2 separate regions of the Mus musculus genome follow, and region 1 is linked to region 2. Evidence: chromatin loops called from intact Hi-C (ENCODE). Cell type or tissue: gastrocnemius. All regions are shown on one strand. Each heading gives the region's core, and the rest is flanking DNA. Links, peaks and the distances in the headings are about the cores only. Region 1 overlaps Sdccag8 (serologically defined colon cancer antigen 8). Region 2 overlaps Sdccag8 (serologically defined colon cancer antigen 8).

Region 1 (8,802 bases), core at 225-8,224, 87 kb after region 2:
TAAAAAGCTTTCAGCACTGACAGGTTCTCTAGCCCATAGCCAGGAGTTGTTATCAAATTACTAGCATTAAAACCTAATTAAGATGTGTGCCAGTAGGTACACCGTAGTGACTGAATCTGGTTACTTAGCTGCCGTGGGCTCACTCTTCCTCCATCACACCTCTGTGACCAATTTGGCCACCCTAAGGATGGTCCAGTTGGAAGGAAATGGCGGAGGCCCTCACTTGACACCCTCCATGAGGGCTGAGGTCCCTAGAGCAGCAGGACTTTATTAGAAGAGAATCTTCCTCAAACAGGGCACTGTGCCTCCAAGCCCTGGGGCAGCGGCTAAGCAGAGCCCACACATGATAGCTGCATACCTTCCTTTAAGACTAGTGTTGGCTTAACTTGGGAGAGCTTCACCAAAGTGAAACTGAGCACCAAGTGCTCCAGACTGGAAAGGCAGCCTGACAGTGCAGAGGTTCTCTTCTGTAGCAGGCAGAGATGATAGCTTTAGGTCAGCAAGGAAACTGGTGGTTACTCTAGGTAGACTTGTGATCTATAGCAATAATAGAGTAAGGTAGTTGCCAGTAAGCAGTTCTGTAAGGGTTCACTTCTCTTTAGGAAACACTGCAACATCAAAGAGGAAAGGACAGTGGGGCGTGCCATTCACTGTGTGCTCAAAAAAGAATCCTGGATGGTAGAGCAGAGGACAGGAGGGGTGACATGGGACACTGAGGAAGGAAGCTCACTTGAGTCCAGTTCAGTACCAGCCTGGGCTACACAGCCAATATACTAAAGAACAGAAGGTTAAAGAGAGAACAAAAGCAAAGGGCCTGGAGAAGGTGGCTCTACAGTGAGAGCACCGGCTGATCCCCCAGAGGGTCCTGGTTTGATCCACAGCATCCACATGGTAGCTCACAGCTACCTGTCTAACTCCAGTTCAAGGGATTAACTCCCTCTCCTGGCCTCTGGAGGAACCACATCATATCCACCAGCAAAAACCCCCATATGTACATTAAAGTAAGGTGGGTGGGTGATTGTTTTGCTCTGTGTTTTCAAGACACGGGTTCTCTGTGTAGCCCTGGTTGTCCTGGAACTCTGTAGACCTGACTGGTCTTGAATTCAGAGATCTGCCTCTGCCTCCTCTGCCTCTGCCTCTGCCTCTGCCTCTGCCTCTGCCTCTGCCTCTGCCTCTGCCTCTGCCTCTGCCTCTGCCTCTGCCTCTGCCTCTGCCTCTGCCTCTGCCTCTGCCTCTGCCTCTGCCTCTGCCTCTGCCTCTGCCTCTGCCTCTGCCTCTGCCTCTGCCTCCCAAGTGCTGGGATGAAATGTGTATGTCACCACCACCTGGCTGCAAAGTAACTTTTTAAGGAGAAAGAACAACTGTGGAGAGGTGAGAGGGAGAGAGGAACCAGGTAGAGCAGGTCTTCCCCACAGAACTGGGATAGAGGGATGTGGAATTCCTTGGTGGTGTTCTTACAACTCTTTAGACGCTGTGTGTCACAGAGTGCAGACACTGACAGGTGATATGAGGGAGGAGGGTTTTTCCTGCCTCAGCTCCAGATGGCCCTGAGCCCTGGGCTCAGCACTGCAGACTGCTTTTACAGCCGCATCTTTTCCCAGCCCTATTGTCTTCAAGAGCCATGCTTAACCAGGACCCTGCTCTTACTTTAGGAAGAACTAGTTGGCATAACTCAGGCTTTAAGCAAGTGAGTTTCTGGGTTCTTTAAGGTTCAAAGAAAACAACTTTGTTTTTTGAGACACTGAAATGGAACCTGGGTCCATGATTATGCCACAAAGTACTTTGCTACCCAGCAGCATCCCTAATGGAGAATCTGAAATGCTTGGCCTGCCACTTGTCCTTGTACTGCAATCATCCGTCCATGACCAGATCCCTAAAGGTACTGGGGCTCAGCCTGGCAGGTAGCTCTAACCGTCTGAGAAAGTGACAAAGGAGGGATGTGCGCCCATCCCTCGATGCTCTAAAGTCTCTGGTGGAAGCACTGTTTTAGGCAGGAACTCCGTGGTGGAGTTCAGTGGCACTGTTGGACGCTTAGGGGACTTGTGGAGTGGCAGGGCACATTCAGGATGCCTGAATACCTCCCCTGGTGGTGTGCTGCTTAGCAGGTGACCGAGGAAGGCTCAGTGAAGCCACCTTAGCAAGCATCCTGAGAGCAGTATCGTGTTTGCAGCTTCCTTCCACCTCCCACCCCCACTGCCAGCACTATTCTTTGGTCTCAGTGATTGCTACTGGGACTGGCCTGAAATGATTTGCTACTGGTCTGCCACAAGGCAAGAACTGACATAGGGTAGCCAGAAAACCACAGACATTTTAAAATGCAGCTGTGCGCATATTGTACTGCACAAAACCACCAGCATGCAATAGATTGAAAATTGAGAAAGAATTAAAAACAGTACCAAATCTGTTATCCTCCCTGAGCTAGCAGAAGGGCAAAGAAGGAAGTTTCTCTTCTTTCCTCACTCCAGCAGCCCTCAGAACCTGTGTAGCCAGTGTTTTCTAGAATGCTGCAGAGGGTCACTGTTTCAAGGCTCTTGTCTAAATTCTTAGGCTTAGTGTTCTACAGAAGACAGACAAATTGACTGACTCCCCCATTCCTCTCATCCTCCTTCGTTTCTGTCTGTCTTACTGCTGGGATGTAACTCAGAGCTTTTAGTTGATAGACAGCCTTTTGCCACTGAGCCACACCCCTGAGGTCTGGGTTGGGGCTATAGTTCTGTGGTAGAACACATGCTTAGTCTAAAGCTAGAGTTCTATCCGAGCACCTCAGAAGATAGATAGATGATAGATAGATAGATAGATAGATAGATAGATAGATAGATAGATGATACATGGATGGATGGATGGATGGATGGATGGAGGAAGGAAGGAAGGACAGATGGACTTTGAGTCCAACACCATAGGTCCCTGTCCTAAATGCCTCCACAGGCTGTCTCACTGGGGCAGTCACCTTACACTGTCTGGCAGAACTTTCATCATAATGGGCTGAAATATGACTTCTCAGGAACCTCTCAGCTCCAGCATGGCATTTACCACCATCACTGCCCTCAAGAACCCTGTTCTGTCTCTGTGGGCAGCAGACCAATAGAGAACTTCTCTGAAAAGGAAAGGGGCAACAGTTCTGGGAAGGTGTAACTCTCCCCAGAATCATTTAAATCATTTTTGAACCAGGGTGGGTGTACTGGCTAGTTTTGTGTCACCTTGACACGGCTGGAGTTATCACAGAGAAAGGAGCTTCAGTTGGGGAAATGCCTCCAGGAGATCCAGCTGTAAGGCATTTTCTCAATTAGTGATCAAGGGGAAAGACCCCTTGTGGGTGGGACCATCTCTGGGCTGGTAGTCTTGGTTCTATAAGAGAGCAGGCTGAGCAAGCCAGGGGAAGCAAGCCAGTAAGGAACATCCCTCCATTGCTTCTGCATCAGCTCCTGCTTCCTGACCTACTTGAGTTCCAGTCCTGACTTCCTTGGTGATGAACAGCAGTGTGAAAGTGTAAGCTGAATAAACCCTTTCCTCCCCAACTTGCTTCTTGGTCCTGATGTTTGTGCAGGAATAGAAACCCTGACTAAGACAGTGGGTTTTGGCCAAGGACGTTTACATTGCAAAGCAGCCACTGACAACATAAAACCCTGTGCATGAGTTCTTCATCATGTAATCTGTCTGACCACATTAATGAGAGGGAATTATGTAAAATGCAGTGGCAATTTTTAAGTATTGGAACAAAGTATACAACTTTAAATTAGCATGGTTCAGTCGCCAGAATTAATTACCTCGAACAGTGATTAGGGTAATTGGATTTTCAAAACTTGTACTCAGTGCAGTGTTAGGATTGTGTAGCTGGTGATGTGGGGGGATGGGAGTGTAGCAAACCCGGTGCCGCTGTGCTTAGGGAAGATGGGGAGCTGGGAAGGGAATGGCTGTCTCCTCGGCTGAGGCTTCTCCCCCCACCCCCAACAGGTACTGCTCGATTTGTGCTTGATGGGCTCTGTGCCCCACCCTGAGCAGCTTAGGTTTCTGAGCACAGGTGAACAGTGTGCGTGTGCATGGCTTTCAGCAGGCCTGCACTCTCTGCAAGCTGAGTCCCATATGCAGTTCATAGTCTGCGGTAATGCAGGCTGGTTGCACACACTGTTCATAGTCTTCTCCTCCTGGCTTTTCCAGGGTATGGATGCCCATGCGCCAGGTCCGATGGCTGTGCTTGGAAATAAGGTTGGAAGTGTTACTTCGGAGGACTTGAACTGAGAGGAACCCAGCCTGAAGTAGACTAGCCAGTATGAATGGATTCTGAATAGTCACCCCTGCTTCCACGTCTCCTGTTTATTCACCTGTTGTAAGATTTTCAAATCCCAGTGATGACTGAGAGTGCTTAATTTGTATGCAGTACTTTTCCTTTGGAAAGGCTGAGATACCCACTGTGTGAGGAGAGGGGACTACGCAGGGGCCAGACAGTGAAAGACCCTGTTACTAGGCAAGGGAATATGGCCACAGAGCTGGAGCAATAATTTCCATCAAACAGACATGATGTGAGTGGATCGAGAAGGACCACGGATCCTTTGGGTCTAGCTAGTATGGAGACTCTACCACAGAAGGAGGTTCAGGGATTTTAGGTGTGGTTATTTTGAAACAGAGTTTTATATAGCCCAGGTTGGTGTCTCTCTTGTGTGGCTGACACTTGCCTTGAACTCTTGATCCTGCTGTCTCCATCTTGGCTGCAACTGCTGGGACTGCAGGCACTGTTGAGAACTTTGGCTGTGGAGAGTATCTGAAGAATAGAAGGAGGAGGTGTGGAGTGTTACAGGATACCTAAGCGCATATGGGCAGTGGGGACAGAAGGTTGGAATAAAGAAGGAGTGCCCAACAAGGTGTGGGGGAGGGGCAGAGGGATGAGCACTGGGGAGGGCAGGAGTCCAGCGAGTCACAGTGTGACTGAGGCCACTTGGACAGGTTGCTCAGACAGAATATTAAGTGCCAAGGCACCTCAGACCATTCACTTGGAGCCAGGGGCTGAAATAAAAGAATCTGATATGGAAGGGGGACTCTTCATTGCCATGGTGATTGCTGTCCCTTTTACACTTGAAATTCCCAGAGATGTTTTGGAAGAGAGCCTAGTCAGAGGCATCAAGACAGGAGAGGCCCAGCCCTGTCCTGGGAGCATGGGCTTGCAGGTCTGCAGAGATTTCCCAGGAATATGGGAGGGAAAGACAGGGAGAGAGGAGGAGCCTATGTAGCTCCTCCTATGTAGCTGTGGACACTTTCCTCTCTTCCGCTCTCTCAGCACTACTCCTTCAGTCCTCTGAGCTTGCAAGTGTTGTCCTCTTCCACAGCATGCAGAGGACTGAGTTGTATAACAAATGCAAGACGCTCACAATTGCAGTCCTGCAGTGAGTGCTTCCTCAATACCAGAGCCTCACTGGGAGCAAGGAGACCTGAGCATATTTTACAGTTCAAATAGTTACAGTTTTAAGCTCTATATGCTGTTCGGAAAATGTCCTTAATTTTATCAGTAGACTCCTCTCCCAGGGTAAGTGTGGTCTAAGCATCCTGGTGATATGCTTCTGAGAAGACGGAGGAAGATCCTGTCAGAATCTCCACAGCAAAGCGGCTGTGGTTGAAGAATACTTCTGAACAAAAGACATTTTACTACTACACCAAAAACTCAACAACAAAACAGTCAACAGCAAACAGAAGTCACCTCCACTTTGTCTGGGGAAACAGCCCGTGGAATGTGTATAGCTGACACTTCACACGTGCAGACATCGGTGGTGACCCGCACAGCAGGGCAGGATGCGCCTCACTGGGTACCCAAGTGTTCATTTAGTTTTGATACCTCAGAGCTCACACACCACATGTAGCTCCCCCATCTCACATACAACAGAGAGATTTAAGTGCATGGATCTGTGCGAGTTCACAGTATTCCTTGCAGAAGGATGTCTGAAGCCGGGGACCCAAGCTGCCACTGTTTTGCATACCCTCGTCCCAGCCCACTCAGCTTTACAGAGTTGTTTTGTAGGGTACACTTGCTCTGTCTTACCATGATGGCTCACATCGTTTTTCAGAAAGCACGCTTTCTGGTCATGCACCTGCCTTGTGGCTGAGACCATTGCTGTTAGTTCAAAACAGAGGTGTTTGGCCCAGCATACATAGGTCTCCTGTGATCTTCATCTCCATTCTTTGTTGTCATGGAAAGTGTTATCCCTTACACACTGGAATTCCTAGAGATGCCTTGGAAGAAAGCCTGAGCGAACTGCAGCGACACAGCATGGTCAGTTGTTGTCCTGAAATAGTCGTCCTACACATGCAAGTCCCAAAGGTCCTCTCGTGCCCTAGGTGGCACACCAGCCCCTGCCTGGTGAAAAGAAGAGTCCTGCCGAGCACGCACCTTTAATCCCAGCACTTGGGAGGCAGAGGCAGGTGGATTTCTGATTTTGAGGCCAGCCTGGTCTACAGAGTGAGTTCCAGGACAGCCAGGGCTACACAGAGAAACCCTGTCTCGAAAAACCAAAAAAAAAAAAAAAAAAAAAGAAAGAAAGAAAAAGTGTCCTTTTCTCATGGACCAGCCATTCATTGTGAGGACAGATGCTTCACGGGACAAGGACAGGAGTCAGCCACAGTTCCCAAGGTGTCACAAGGTCCACACATTGCTAGGATGAGACGTGGGCCTAGAGAAGATATACTGAACTAAGGTCTTGCTCTGAGAGCTTGTGGCTCTCCTGACAGTGTGCAGCCTGGGTATTTGTGAAGCCTTGCTGGAAGGGGCTGCCCTCTACACACATTTCCACAGGCCTCAAATCATGACCCACCTTGTTCTCATCACCACTGAATAGCTTGAGGAGGAAAGGGCGGAAGCCATGAGACTCCATGCGTCAGATGATAGAACTAGATGAGAACTGACACTGGAAAGCAGCTCTGCCCCTTGGGGAGAGCAGCAGGCAGGGGTGAGCCTGTGCAAGTACCCCAGTGAGAACTGAGAAAGGTTGGAATCTCCAAAGGCCAAGGGGCTTTGTTTGGCCCTGCCAGACCAGCATCGTTCAGCTCTTCATATCACATCCTGCCAGCCCATCGACTTTGAGCCCATGCCTCAGTATTCTCATCTTGAAAGTGGGATTATCACTCCCACTCGGTGGAATGACAGAGAGCACTAGGGTTGTACTTTTGCAAAACACTGAGCACACTGGCCTGGGCAGTGTCTGCTCAATGAATGATGGGCATGGCACGGGCCTTTCCAGACCAGCACTTTGCCAGTTTAAGCATTCCTCTTTATGCCTTTGTAGTAGTTTGGTTTTTGCTCGGATTCAGCATAACTCATATCTTCACAGGCAACAGACCATGCTCTGAGGGCAGGAATTACCTCAGTCCTTGCTCTAGTTTGGTTTAGCCTGTAGCATGACTGAGCGATGGTGGAGCCTTTCAGTGGTGGGGCTTACTGGAAGAAAGTCAGGTCTCTGGGGCACAAGGAGGAAATGGGACCCCGGCCCTTTGTCTTAGCTAGGGTTTCATTGCCATGAAGAGACATGGCCAAGGCAACTCTTATATAGGGATTGGGCTGGCTTATAGTTTCAGAGATTTAGTCCATTATCATCACAGCTTGAAGACATGGTGCTGGAGCAACTGAGAGTTCTGTATCTTGATCTGAAGGCAGCAGGAGACTGGATGCATTTTTCACTGGGCACAGCTTGAGCATTTAAGACTTCAAACCCTATCTCCACAGTGAAACACTTCCTTTAACAAGGCCATACCTCCTCTAATAAGGTACTTCCTAATAGCCAAAAGTTCAAACACATGGATCTGTGGGGGCCAAACCTATTCAAAACTCCACATTCCACTCCCTGTCCCCAATAGGTTTACAGACATAAAATAATACAAAAGGCATTTAATCCAACTTCAAAAGTCCCCATAGTCTATTACAGTTTCAAGAATGTTTAAAAGTCCAAAGTTCAAAGTCTTTTCTAAGATGCATACAATCTCTTAACTATAATTCCCTATAATATCAAAATAAAAAACAGATCACATACTTCCAATATACAATGGCACAGGATATCCATTACCATTCCAAACTGCAGGGAAGAGAGCACAGTAAGCAGATACTGAACCAAAGCAAGAGCAAACACCAGCTGGGCAGACTCCCAACTCTGCATCTCCACGTCTGATGTCAACATGCTCTTGAGCTCTCTACTCTTTCCACCTCTGTTGACTACAGCACACTTCTCTCTCCTGGGCTGTTCCCACTTCCTCTTAGCAGCTCTCCTTGGCAGGTATCCCATGGCTCTGGCACCTTTAACATCTTGGGGTCTCCAAGGCAATCCAGGCTTTCCCTTCACACTGTCATGCAACAGACTCCTCGGCCTCCATCGGGGATTCCCTGACCACATACCTGGTCTCAGCAGCTTTCTTTACCTGCAGAGGGAAATGAATCTTTGATTCTAAAGCCAGAACCATGTGGCCAAAGCTGCCAAGTCAGCTGCCTGCTGGGCTGAAACATGGTCCCCTTGTTCAATTACATCTTTACTAGCTTTCTCTTTGTTATGGTTTCCTTCACTGCCTATGCCTGGCTGTCCTGGAATTTGCTCTGCAGACCAGGCTGGCCTTGAACTCAGAGATCTGCTTGCTTCTGTGTGCTGGGATTAAAGGAGTGCACCACCATACCTGGACCTAAGCTTTTCTTTAATTTCTTTTCACAAGATGGAAGCTTAGCTGCGTAGGATCTTGCCCTGAGGTCACCTCTCCCTAATTTCATTTAATATCTTTAGTCTGTTTATCTCCCTGAACACAGCATTTAGCTCAATTCCACTTTCGGGTGCCCTTTTTACC
Region 2 (8,802 bases), core at 528-8,527:
CCTTTCCAAGACGATTCAGGGGCCACTTATCCTTTCACTCACATAGACTCATTTCCTCAGGAGGTCTTAAAAATACAATGTTCTTTGCTCAACTCTGGTACTGTCAATAGAACCTTCTGTGATAATGAAGACATTTTATGCCTTGCTGTTTGGAATGTAGCTGTGACCACTGCAAACCTACAGCATCATTCATTATTACACACAAATGATCATGTTCTGCCCTTTACCCAGCAGAGCTTTAGATTCTCTCTAGATAGCATGCATTACAGGTGGATGAAATCAATCCTACCAGGGTAAGTTCTTTCGACTGTAGATTGGTCACTACTGAGTGGCTAGCAAGTCTGTTCTTATCCGTACGTTATCCGACAGATGGTTCTGCCTTACCATTCAGCATCATGCACTGCTTTCCTTTTCAAAACATATTGTATTAATTTGACCACTGCTTTCCAAATCACAAATTGACATTGTCAAATTATGTCAGCCTCAAAACCACGTGCTCTTCCTTCTGGCTGTGCAAGGATTTTTAAATTCTAGTCTCCCTACTCTCTTGTATTTTGGTCCTTTTATTCCATTTTACCTTCTGTAACACAAAGAAGTCACCCTATATTAAAGATGACAGGGCACTTAAGAACATTTGAGACAGGGTTTCTGTAATCCTGGCTAGCTGAGTCTATTCTGTAGCCCTGCCAGGCCCCTGACATATACATACCCTCCTAAGTGCTGGGAGGACCAGAGTGTTCTAGCATCTCCAGCTGCAAAATAATTTTAAATTCAATAATATTTGGGAGCAGGCTTAATAAGCTCTGTCTGCTTCATTTGCTTTCCAGGAAAATTATTCTTTGGGTTTAAGGCAATATAACCTTTTTGTATTTCTCTCCTAGAAATTTGTGAGAAATATACAATAGGAATTTTCTTAATGAAACTCTCTATTCGTTCTTAATCTATGTAATTTAAAAATTACTAATATAGTACATCTTCATTTTTAAAGTTACAAGACTGTAAAACTAATTTTATAAGGTCACAACAAGAATTCTTTAAAGAGAATAAGAATTAAAAGATTGAAAATATGAACATGTATCTTATATGTGGAGGTGACAGTTCCTTCATGAGATTACTGTTACATTTATTCATGTTTTTAAAATACTCTGTGTGTGTTTATGAATTGATACCAAATTGATGTTTATTGATCTTGGTAGAAATGTTTTGAAGGTTACTTCATAGTCTGTGATAGGGTTTTTGGAGACAAAGTACCAGTTTGTGTTAAGACCCCAGAATACTTCTTTAACACCTATACATTTCTTTGTTAATCCTCAGTTTCTTCTCTGTACAGAGATTTCTGTCTTAGGTGTTTTATATAGCAACTTCAAAGCTCAAATGACATTCCAAAATAATAAATAGTTTATTAGTCCTTATTCCTTTAAAGTCAAGGATGTTTTTTTGACAAAGCTCAGAGGCTCACAGCGATGACCACAAATACTTATGTTCATAAGTGCTAGGCAGCTGAGGCCTGGCTGATCTGGACAGCACTGGGGTGGCTTCGTCAGACTGTGGCTTGTCTGGCCACGGTCTGGTTTTTGTTTGTCTTCATGTATATTCTCTGTATGGTTCAGACCGATGGGGCAGCAGCAGCAACACTAGATAATGGCTTTTTGTTTTTTTGCTTGTGGTTGTTTGTTTGTTTGTTTGTTTTGCCTTTTTCTCAGAGAATCATCACAGCATGAAGATAAAACCAATTTGTGCTTATATTAAGATACCATTGGCTAAATGAAGTCACATGGTTAAGTTCAGAGTTGTTGGGGACATCTAGTATATCCTTCTCTCAGTGGGGAGGGAATCAACAGTACATAATAAAATACTATGTGTTATCCAAGCCTCATCACATCTGTTCGTTCACTCACTGCCTACAGTACAACAGAGGGGCTAAAACAGGCAGACGGGAGAAAGCAAGAACAGAAACAAAAAGGAATCTGCCTATGTCTTAAATCTGCCCCCCAAAGGCTTATGTTTTAAAGTCTTAGTTGTCTATATGACAGTTTGGGGAGGGGTGAGTGTGGAGAAAGTGAAGGTGTTTGGGTCTGGCGGCCTCGCCCTGGGAATGGACTAGTGTCTTCCCTGAGCTCCTATGATCACGGACTAGACTTGATATGCACATGAGAAGTCTTGTAAAGCAAGGCTGCAGTTGTGTTCTCTGTGCTGTACGAGCCTGTGCTTCCCTTTCCACACAGCCGCCAGTCCTGAGCTCCCAGGCTCTGCAGCCATGACCCAAACGAACCTCTTCCTTTATAGGTTACCCTCTCGCTCTGATCATTTTAGCAAAAGTAGCCTGTAACAAACCTGGGTGAAACTGAGGAGGTATGGATAATGAACATAAGAGAATCTATGAAACACTGTACTTTCTAATAGATATTTTATATGAAAAATAAACATAGATGTTATATAAAAGTGTAAGGGCATGCAGGAACTAACGGACAGGAATAAAGACACAACATATTGTTTTCTTAATTTCCATAGAAGAGGTAACTCTAGGTGCTAGACTCTGAGGAGAAGATATTAGTAATTTAGGTAACCTGTTCAGTAGATAGCATGGTCAGTGATGGTGCCAGGGCTATCTAGAAAATACAAAGTGTCTGGCATTAAAACATTTAAAATAGCCATTCAAGGTAGTGTCACCAAACTAAAAGCCAAACCTTAGACAAGCCTCCCTATTGAAAGGGGTCACTGCGCACAAGGACACAAAGAATGAAAATGTATTCTCTGAGGTTATGCTCTCATTAAACTGCAAAGTGACTGGGAAACAGTGCTGTAAGTTTCCAGGAAAGGAAAAAGCAAATTCCAGAGCAATTATTAGAAATCAGATAGGCTCTTCAGTGGTGTCCTAAGATCCTAAGATGACAGCGCAGATTCTCTACTATTCTGAGGGAAGAGAGTCTTCAAAGTCGGAGGTTGTCATGCACAGACAAACCTCCAGTTTATCTGTAAGCAGCTGTCTAAGGACACACACACACACACACACACACACACCACACTGTTGTGTTTTTTAAGTTTCCTGTCTTAGGAAAAGTAGTAACTCTTTATTGAGAGGAGGGGAGCCTTGCTGGCCTTGACTTTATAGAGTGCTCAGATTAACCACATATTCTACTATGCCTGACCAACAAGCACCTCTTAAGGTGCATTAGGGATGGCATAAAGAATTGATATAAGACAGATAAAAGGGTCAGAAGTAAGTTAAAATATATAATTTGATATTTCAGTATTCAAAAATGTTATTAGTTGACTATTTGACTATTAATGTTTAATACTTATGGAGACATATCAGTTATTTAGAAAAATAAATTATTTTAAGTGGGCAACCAGAGTGAAGTTATACACTTTTTTTCCCTGGTATTTATGTGCTAGTGACAGGGAGGGCCATTTGCATCTTAGAATTTGAAGCCAGCCTTCACAACACAGACCCAGCTCAAAAGCAAGCAAGCTATGCTCCCCGTATACAATAAGAGGCTATTAATCCCCAAATAAATAAAATATTAATGAAGAAAATTAACAAAAAATAATGTTTGTCTCAGTAGAGGAAAAATTTTTATTATGATGTGATCAATCACTAATGTATCAGTAATGAATACTGATTCATAGCTAGACTTATCTGAGGGTTTGAGTTGGATCTTTAGAATGATGTATAGGCTATCAGAATTCCTACACATGAGTGGTCCTCCTGCCTCAGCTTCCTAAGTAGCTAGGACTGTAGCTACATGCCAGCTACTATGTTGCCTAGCAAAGAGAGGATAGCTAATTTTTTATATTATAAATCAAGACATAGTAATATGCCATTTAAAATAAGAATATAGAAGCTACAGAGATGACTCAGAGGTTAAGAGCACTTACTGCTCTTGGAGAGGACATGAGTTCAATTCCCAGCACCCACATATAACTCCAGTTGTACGGGATCAGATGTCTTTGTTCCTCTGCAGTCACCAGGTAGACATACAAGCAAAATACTCAGACACCTTTCTAAAAAAATAAAATAAAATAAAGGTAACTATTAGGAGACTTAATGTTTCAATTTAGCAGAATAACAGTAGTGACTTCTCCCCTGAGGCCTGTGACCTCTATAGCCAGAGGTTCAAAATAGCCATTCATAGCAGCTTCTACTTTCTGTCCTTCTGGTTACTGTAGTCATGATTTCCTTTTGGTTTTATTTTATTCTTTTGATTCAAAGAATAATGTCTCCGCTGAGTACATGCTAGGCTAGTGTTCTACCCTGAGCTCCTCTTCCAGCTCTTGGTTATGATTTGAGGAATGCCTGTTGGTGAGGTGTAAAGCTATGTGGGCCTCCTGTAACCCAGCTGGCCAAAAGATGGCTGTGTCAGACTGCTCTGCAGACATCAGGTTAATAGTGTGCTTTGAGAGGAATGTACATTTGGCCTATGACCACCACTGGTCTTCCATCCCCAAGCCACTAATCTGCAGCCAGGAAACAGCGCTGACCTAGTTGGGTGAGGCGCAGGGTTATCCTGCCAGTGGGAGCATGGCATTTCTGGCAAGAGATTTCTCTTCTAACTGTTGGAGTTGATGCCATGGCAGGTTTTCCTGACTCAGAGAGCTAAGTGTTGAACCTCCATCCAGCTGGTGAGATTATTTGTTGGTTTTGATTATCTGTCCCAGTGAGCTCCTTTGCTGGCACACATAATCAAAAGCAGGCTGCCGTTTTCCATCTTCCTAACAAAAAGGAATTTTGCATTTTGAACTTAGAATAGATAAATTTTTATTTGGTTTATACTAAGATAGTGCTTTTATAGGAGAGGGGAGGTTTGTTGGATTGAATTGCTTTGTTGCTTAGTGGTGCTGGGATTCAAACCCAGGGTTTCACATGTCCTAGGCAGGTGCTTTACCTTGAGCTAGACCCTCAGCCCCCAATCAGGAGTGCTCAGGGACAGCCACGTGACCTCTGCCAGGTCATTCTTTGCTGATCTCATTGTTTCTGGTCTTCACCACAGTCTCATGAGCTAGCTCCAGTCATCTCTTTGACTTTGGTTTGAAGAAGGTATCTGAGAGTTGAGTGACTTGTCTAAGGTCACAGAGGCAGAAAGTGCTAAAACTCTGACTGTGTGGGCTCTGGAAACTGTGTTCTTTGCCGTAGATTTAACTGAGTTTTAGTGTAGCTGCTTTACTATGTAAGGATATGAAAACAGCTGCTGTCAAGTTAAAATGGTATAAAGTGCATGTGTTGTTGCTGGGGAATGCTTACCAAGTGAATCTATTCTAAAGGAAGTTTGGGATTTGTTTTCTCTCTGTCACTTTTTTGTATCCTTTTAGTGAAATATACTAGTGTATCTGTTTGGTCTCTGTGTGAGTGTGCACGTGTGTGCATGTGTCTGGGTCAGAGGTCAATGTTAGGTATTTTGCACCATTGCTCCTCACCTCATTTTCTGAGACAGGCTCTCTCCTAACCTGAAGCTTGTCAAGTAGACTAGACTGGCTGGCCAGTAAACTCCTAGAACCCTTCTGTCCCCTAAGCTCTGGGGTTACAGGGTGACACCTTCAGGCCTGGCTTTTTCATGGGGTCTAGGGATCTCGCCCAGGTTTTCAGGTTGGCATCACAAACACATTGATTATTCACCGCAGTATCTCCTCAACCAGCTACATCTTCTTCTTTCTATACAGCCACCATTTGTCCCTTATATTTCTGTTGTACGTCTCTCTACTTCTCCTGTCTGGAACATTGCTGCTATCTGTTCAGGATTTCTCATCTGTCATTCCTTGCTGCCTAAAGTTGATCATACACATTGAACCAATTTTTAAAATTAAGCTTCTCAAATTGCTTGTTTAAACCATTGTCTCTTGCTATCCATAAGAAATTATGACCTGCAGCCCATGTCTCTGATGCTGTGATCCTGTCTCAGCCATGGGGTTTTGGTGGCTTCATTCTCTCCACTTTTCCTGCCCTTGCTAACCTATCTACTTTATGATACGTGTGCTTTCTCTGTAGCTCACTTGCTGCTTTTGCTTATTTGGTTTTTGGGTGTGTGCATGCTGTGTTTTTGGGTGTGTGCATGCTGTGTTTTAGTTGTCTCCATGTATGTGTCTCATCTACCACAAGGAGTCTTACCTGCTGGATCAAGAAAGGATGGCAAGTCTCTGGATTGCTCATATTTAGCACAGATTTTTTTTTTTTTCGAGACAGGGTTTCTCTGTATAGCCCTGGCTGTCCTGGAACTCACTTTGTAGACCAGGCTGGCCTCGAACTCAGAAATCTGCCTGCCTCTGCCTCCCAAATGCTGGGATTAAAGGCGTACACCACCACGCCCAGCTCTTAGCACAGATTTTTATAAATAGCATGATGTAAAAGCAAATATTGAGTGAAGTTTTGAAGTTTTAATGCCAACACATAACTCCACTTCTAGACTTACTTAATTTCATAAATTCTAAGCAAATAAAACTTACTGACTTTCCTATTATGTTTCACATCTTTTGCTGTACTTCATTGTAAGATTGCAAAACTGTCAGTATTAACTTTAATAACTTAAAATATTTTTTAAAAATAAATTCTTTTTGGTATTGCAATCTGAAAGATAAAAAAACCTACTCTACATGAAAGTAATGTACCTATAAGTGTATGGATTTTTTAAAAATAAAATAATATTTGAGAACTTATAGCAAGTTACTTTATCATATTATTGTAATATGTAATTTTGATAGGATAAACTGAAGATAGCATTATAAATATAAGAAAGAAAAGAAGCTGGGCGTGGTGGCACACACCTTTAATTCCAGCACTTGGGAGGCAGAGGTAGGGGGATTTCTGAGTTCGAGGCCAGCCTGGTCTACAAAAGTGAAAAAAAAAAAAAAAAAAGAAAAGAAATGAGTCATCTGCTTATCTTAGTTGATGAATGGAATGTAGCTGGAGGTCACTCAGAATATTGGTAAATGACACCAAAACACTTTAAACATGTGTAATACTGCGCTTAATCGTCTGATTAATGAAAGCATACTGCATTTGTATAGCAAACTTGCTTCTTGTCTATTGTGTATGAAGTTGAAAATATGCCTTTAGTTTTTCTTCTTTTTATAGTCCATTTTGTTAATCTTCAACTCCTTTGGTTTGCTTAATATCATAGATGCGCTGTGATGAATATTTTTACTTTAATGTACAAACTATCCAAAATATGTACAATATAAGTTATTTTTGCTTTGAAACATTTGAGTATTGATAAGGAGTTTCTTCCTCAAACCAAATAGTAAGCTACTGTTCATGTTCCTACATGTATGTCTATCTATGCCTGGTAATGTTGGCGTGCTCTGCCCACCTGTCAGTACAGGTGCTAGTGTGTAAGCTCTGAAGTCTCATGCATGCAGGCTGGCGGTCCTCTTGCTGAGTCTGTCCCTAAATTGTTTATAAATACTATTAGACAGCATGCTAATGCCTTTCTAGCACTTCATATTTTCTTAGAAACAAATTGTTTTAACCTTTAATTTGGTTTCTATGGCATCCAAACAAAACTGTAAATCTGTCTTTTTAAGTAAAAATGTCATATATTGATCACTGCCTGTATCTGATCATATCTCTTAAATGATATATTACATTGTAAAGGAAGTGCTGTTACTCTTTAAAAAGAAAAAGTCTTTGCATGAAAGTAGATTATCAATCATTTTTGTGACTCATATTCAGTTGTTTCATGTTTTCAATCAGATTTCTCACGATCCATAGTTACTTCATGCATGTTCACTTGTAGTTGTGATTTTTTTTCTTTGTCATGGAACTTAAGCTAGTCTACATTTTCTAATTGTTTTTATTGTATTAAGATTTTTGGAAGAAATGAAAGGGAACTAGTTTTGAGTTCAAGTGTATATATTTAATATGGGTTCTTTTCCTCCCTCTGTCTGCCTAAGGAAATAGAGAAGTTGAGACTAGAACTGAGCGAAAGCGAGCAGCATGTGGAACAGGAGCAGCAGAAGGCAGCTCGGGCCAGACAGGAGTGCCTGCGAGTCACAGAGCTGCTGGGCGAGGCCGAGCGCCAACTGCACCTCACCAGGTATGCCCTAATCACGTTACACACTCAGCACCCAGTGCAGCCCACCGGGCTCTGCCACAGGCTCCCAACAGTTGTTACTCTTAGTCATTCAATTCACACACAGCTTTCAGGCATATTACGGAAAGTGGAGATGTGGCAAGCAAAACAGCCAGACTCGTGAATGACGAGTGTGGCAGGGACTCACTGGTGTATTACAAAAGCGTTTGTCTGCAGTGCTCAAATGTTTCAGTGGTTCCTTATCGATAGAAGCAAATGACATTTCTGCCACTACCACCACTAATTCTATATCTAATAAAAAATGTTGAAGAAAGACCATGAGGAAATATATTTATGAAAATAAGCAGATTCTCGATCCATACTTATCTCCTTGTACTAAGGTCAAATCTAAGTGGATCAAGGAACTTCACATAAAACCAGAGACACTGAAACTTATAGAGGAGAAAGTGGGGAAAAGCCTTGAAGATATGGGTACAGGGGAAAGATTCCTGAACAGAACAGCAATGGCTTGCTCTGTAAGATCGAGAATTGACAAATGGGACCTAATGAAACTCCAAAGTTTCTGCAAGGCAAAAGACACCGTCAATAGGACAAAAAGACCACCAACAGATTGGGAAAGGATCTTTACCTATCCTAAATCAGATAGGGGACTAATATCCAACATATATAAAGAACTCAAGAAGGTGGACTTCAGAAAATCAAATCACCCCATTAAAAAATGGGGCTCAGAACTGAACAAAGAATTCTCACCTGAGGAATACCGAATGGCAGAGAAGCA

Evidence for each region. Peaks named below come from ENCODE experiments on the same cell type or tissue, not always from the same donor. Only the 100,000 strongest peaks of a DNase experiment are listed, where the experiment ranks them.
Region 1: it touches region 2 in a loop (2.5-fold over the local background); 2 of 42 quality-filtered maps call a loop at or near these places.

What each region holds. Positions count from the first base shown.
Region 1 is chr1:176,999,343-177,008,144 of GRCm38, forward strand. The region is part of intron 16 of Sdccag8 (serologically defined colon cancer antigen 8); the gene reads left to right. Among named protein-coding and RNA genes, the nearest start is that of Gm15423, 63 kb to the left of the region's middle. In gastrocnemius, for the core only: no CTCF peak of the experiment used is centred there; DNase peaks (open chromatin) are centred at 248 and 4,887; H3K4me3 peaks cover 152 bases.
Region 2 is chr1:176,911,660-176,920,461 of GRCm38, forward strand. It overlaps Sdccag8 (serologically defined colon cancer antigen 8), which reads left to right. Exons shown (of 18, transcript NM_029756.3): 13 at 7,885-8,027. The region is part of intron 3 of Gm15423 (a long non-coding RNA gene); the gene reads right to left. Among named protein-coding and RNA genes, the nearest start is that of Gm15423, 25 kb to the right of the region's middle. In gastrocnemius, for the core only: a CTCF peak has its summit at 4,359 (motif pointing right); DNase peaks (open chromatin) are centred at 4,500 and 8,016.